2 separate regions of the Homo sapiens genome follow, and region 1 is linked to region 2. A link is a loop called in an ENCODE intact Hi-C map of the cell type or tissue named here. Cell type or tissue: left ventricle myocardium inferior. All regions are shown on one strand.

What was found. Hi-C counts contacts between places; a loop is a spot of excess contacts. Peaks named below come from ENCODE experiments on the same cell type or tissue, not always from the same donor. Only the 100,000 strongest peaks of a DNase experiment are listed, where the experiment ranks them.
Region 1: it touches region 2 in a loop (3-fold over the local background); 70 of 110 quality-filtered maps call a loop at or near these places.

Annotation. Positions count from the first base shown.
Region 1 is chr7:106,731,038-106,733,537 of GRCh38, reverse strand. No RefSeq gene overlaps it. Among named protein-coding and RNA genes, the nearest start is that of LINC02577, 43 kb to the left of the region's middle. RefSeq lists an enhancer at 2,049-2,098. In left ventricle myocardium inferior, no CTCF peak of the experiment used is centred here; no DNase peak of the experiment used is centred here; H3K27ac peaks cover 1,067 bases.
Region 2 is chr7:106,551,458-106,553,957 of GRCh38, reverse strand. No RefSeq gene overlaps it. Among named protein-coding and RNA genes, the nearest start is that of CTB-30L5.1, 46 kb to the left of the region's middle. RefSeq lists an enhancer at 788-1,087. In left ventricle myocardium inferior, no CTCF peak of the experiment used is centred here; no DNase peak of the experiment used is centred here.

The DNA.
Region 1 (2,500 bases), 180 kb before region 2:
TTCAGTAGTATAAAGTATATTCCCATTCTTGTGCAATAGATCTCTAGAACTTTTTCATTTCACAAAACTGAAACTTTATACATGTTAAACAACAATTCCCTATGTTCCCCCTCTTACCAGCCCCTGCCAACCAACATTCTACTTTCTGTATCCATGCATTTGGCTACTTTAGATAACTCATATGTGTGGAATCATACAGTATTTGTCTTTTTATGACTGTCTTAATTCGCTTAGTATAATGTCTTCCAAGTGCATCCATGGTGTAGCACGTGACAGGATTTCCTTCTTTTAAAAGGTGAAATACTATTTCATTTTCTGTATATAACACATTTTGTTAGTCCATTTATCTGTGGATGGACATTCAAGTTGCCTCCACCTCTAGGCTATTGTGAATAATACTGCAAGGAACATGGCCATCCAAGTATCTTTTTGAGATCCTGCTTTGAATTCTTTCGGAAAAATGTGTTTTTTCAAAAACCCATTGCTGGCCAAATAAAATATAGCTTCTAGCCAGAGGCAGACTGTAAGATGCCAATTTACAATTCCTGTTATTTTTAATGTATTTTGTATAATGGGGACAATAGAAAGGCAGTGATAGCCCTGACAAAGAACAGAAAGCTCTGAGTCCAGTAGGATGAGAAGGAGTTATCCAAATGAAGATGTCTAAGGGCAGTTGATACCAGACAAAGTGAGCAGTATTAAGAAGAAAGTATGGGAGCAGACAAATGACTGGAGATGTCTGAATCTCGGCTGAAAGTGATGACAGTGATGAGAGGCAGGATGGTGGTGTTAGTAGTTTGCAAGGTGAATATCATTGAAATTAAATGTCTTTGAGAGTATCATCACTCATATTCCAGGGTCAAAGGAGTCTTTAGGTGGGCAAAGGTGCTAAGCCAGGCATCAAAGCTCCAAAAGAGCAGAGCAGAGCAGAGAGAACAGACACCAACGACAGCAGCAAGCAATTGTGGATGAAATTATCAACTAAGGGAGTTTCACATGGGCATGAGGCGATAATCAAGATTTGACAATAGGGAGAAAGGTTAACACGGTCTTTGGGAGGAAGTGCTCTGAAAGAAACTTCGCTGGGCAAAGCAGAGCTCTGGCAAATTGAGCTTCACCCAATCTTGTCCTGCAGAGAAGCCAAGTCTCCACTGAATACAAAGAGACACACCCTTCTGCCTGGACGGTATCAGTAGGTAGGAGAAAGGATCATGAGGGAGAAAGGATGGGGTCAGAAATGTATGATATGGGAGTGTTTTGGTGGCGAGTTGTGGGGTGGAACCTCTTGTGGTATCCCTCGGTGGTGAGATGGACCTCCCACACAAAATTTGGTTTAGATGTCAAGACTCATGATGCCACACATACACAAAGAGGGGATGGAAGGTTTATTGCACATGTAATGAGGTTTTCTAGAGGGAACAGGGCAGGCTCCCAAGCAGATCTGAAAATGCCTTGAAAGAGCAGGGAGGGGAAACCTCCCTGCTTGGGGTTTTATAATAGTTAGGGAGTGAGGCTGGGTTGCTGGTTTCCTCATGCTGGCCAACGTTTGTATGGTTTGAATTTCCCATCGGTGCCAAAGGAGCACCAAGGCTTTTTTTCTTTTTTCTTTTTTTAAATTTTTTTTTTTATCAGCTTGCTTGGATGTGGGGCACAAAAGGAAGGAGGCGTGGCAGGGCTTGACAGCTGTCAGCTGTTAAACATCAACAATGGAGTCAGACTCCTTATTATTGAGTACTAGAGAGCACTGGTGAGCCTGAACCTCAAGATAATTAAAACCACAGGGCTGCCCATAGGACATGCACTTAATTCCTTAGAGGAAGTCGGTAACCAGTGACTGTAGAGGCCAAGACTCTATAGCCTATGTGAAATTTTGGGACTTTTGTAATTTTCCATGTTTCTCATTTGTATTATTTTCTATTTTCTGTTGGGGTTATTACAAAAATTCACATAACAAAAAGGGCCAATAATCTTGTCATCTGGGATCGTGTGTGTACACATATGCACATGTATGCATTTATAGTGTGTTTGTATGCTGGATATAGCTGATTGGCACTCAGCCATTTCCAGCTCTTTTTTTGAATGCTGGAAACCACGTTTCCCTGACTCCTTTGGATGAATTTATTAAATACGCTTTGTTTTACATGTAGAAAGCAGAAGTGAAACAGAAGCCACCTTCCTTCTATTGTCTGTTTTTCTGTGTGTGAACAAGATCTTGGACCATCTCCAAGATCTCACGTTTTTCTGAAGTGGTGTTCTAGTGTTCAGACATTAGCTTCATAGATGGTTATAGGCAGTTGTGGTGTGGCAGCAGTAGCTTCTCGATCCTGACTTTCTGATCCTGGGACACAGCTATCCTTGTGGGTTCATGAACTCAAAAGTTCCAGTGTCAGCCTGCTGGCTACTCACCATCCTGATTGCTGCAGAGCAAGTAGCTTGCCTGGATAGTCAGTTCTGCATTGTTCTAGGAGTTATTCCTGGGGGCCCAACCTTGAGCCTGCTC
Region 2 (2,500 bases):
CCAAATTTGGTTTGCCCCTATGCCAACTTAAATGACTCAGGGAGGGGAACATACAGTGATTCCTAGCTAGGTAGGGTTTAGGGGACCTGACTTGACTTTGAATTTTTCTAAGCTATGTACTGAGCAGGACCTCATCAAAGTGCAGTGGTAGACAGAGTTCATCCTGGCTCTATGGTGTCTTTTATCTTTCCATTCTCCCTTTCAGTGAGCCTCCAAACGTCCACTCCTAGTACTCAGGGATCTGACTGTCAAAGACTTATCTTTTACCTCTTGCTGTCCTCCCCTGGCGTGTTCTCACCCCTCCTCTATTCCTTCAGAGCCCTGCTCTCTAAGATTCAGCTGATTTGATTGGTGTGGTAATGGAAGAGCAACCCACAGTCTTAGGCAAGAGTCTTAAATTTGAAGGTTCCAATGAAGTAGACCCAAGTTATCCCTTTCCAACAGAAGACGTCAGTTGATGGATTTTGAGGATATTTGATTTCATGTGAGATGGTGCCACTGAGCAAATGGTAGATGCCCCAAAGCAGCAGATGAAGAATTAAAGAGGACTGCCCTTAGTGACATCTTGGAATGATTTGGGGGTGTGGGAAACCTCTCCTGCCCTCCAAACTCCTCCTTTCTCCCAGAATATCAAATTACTTTTTCAGAGAAAGTAATGGGAGGGGAGGGGTTTATGAGACAGGAAATGTTGAAGAAGCGCTGGACTCATCAGCCCCAAAGATTAAGGATGGCCTTCTCCTCCCTCCAGATAGGAACATAGCTGGACACCTTGGGGGCAGCTTCTTGAGGACAGAACTGACCTGTGCCTCTTGAAGGCAAAGGCATTATAGGTTCTCAATACATATTGAATGCTCAACTGACTGGCTGAGGTGAAGAAGGAGATGGTTGATTTTGCAGTCTATTAATAACAGCCATAATCTCAAGTGACTCACAGACCTTGAAAAAAGATGATGTGGCCTTCATTGCAGTTTTGCAGAAGTGAAAATCGCCATTGCATGAAACTGTTGAAAGGGGATCTTCAGAATGACTTTGGTGAAATGTTTAGCGACTCTCTTGTAAACCGCAAAGCTGTACAAGGCAACAATGCTCATGATATCCCAGAGCAATGTGGGCAATGGCCACACAAGAGATCCTCAAGGGAGTTCTCTGAGTTTAGGGGACATGTATTGCAGGAGTCAGCCATAAAGGATGGGAAGCGTGCATGGGGCCCTGTGCAAGGCCCTTTGTGAAGCAAGTAAAACACATCATCCCTTTGGCAATTTTCCACTGAGACCACACAAAGAATAAAATATTTAAACATAAACAAATTATGTGTTTCTTCAAAATGTCTTCTTATCTAATTTCCCTCTTTTTTACTACTGTTCCCTCCTAACTTCTCTGTCAGGCTCTAAAAATTCTCTTTCTTTCATCTCTCTGTCCTGGACCATAAATGGCCTTTATGCGGGCTCCTCTCTCTTTCTCTCATGCAGAAGGCAGCTGAATTGCTTTTCCACTTAATTCCAGGCCTAATGAAAGTATCTAGGCCTTGAACCACCCAACCATTCAGCTTTTGCTTATGTTTTTTTCCTCTCTTTCCTTCCAACTCTCTAGTTTACCCCTTCATTCTGGTTAATTGTATTAACTTGTTTTCCTGTATGAATCCTCCTTTAGATTACTTGGATTGTCCTGGAATGGGCTTGAGAGAGTTTATCATTCTTTGTCCACCATTCTTAATGTGGCTCCCTACCACCTGGGCCTGGCTCAAGAGAAGAGGCAGACAGGGTTCTGTGTAAGTGGGCAGACACCAAATGAGGAATGGTGGGATGTCTGGGGTTCCTCGTGTCCTGTATCAGCAGTGAGTCAGCTAGCAGGAACAAGCCTTTGACAAAGTCTTTCAAGTAAGGAAAAACCTTGTTGTGGTTCTAGGATGTGTCTAAATTAGGGTTTGGAACTGGGCATGTCTTGGCCCAAAGCTCATGGTCTACCTGCTATAACTACTGGTGTTGAAACCCCAGGTGATGCTGCCTAAGAAGTCATGGTTGTGTGAGGACTTGCTGCTTCCTTCATTTGTCATTCTGACAAGGTGTCAGGAAATTTAGCCAATAGCAATAACAATCAATGTGCTCTTCTCTACCATACTGAATGAATGCCATGGCAGCTGATCAACAAGAGAATGCCATATTGAAGAGTCTCATTATAAGTCATGTATAACAGAGATGTAGGTATTCTATGACAGGGGAGTGAACTATAGTACCTTGCAAAGACCAGTGTTTGTGGGTTAAAAAAAAAAAGACTGATGCTCAGGTGTAGACATGAGACTCCAGAATGATTTCTGTTTTGCCTTGTAAGCTATCAGTTAATCTGATGGGGATAGAAAAGGCAAAATCTCAGCATGTCAGCATGTCAGTAATTCAACATAACTGACTCTTGTTAAGCTTGTATTCTTTGGCTGAGTGGTGAGAAGCCTACCCAAGTCTTATTTACCCCCATAATCGACCTCAGGAGATATTTAGTTTTTTTC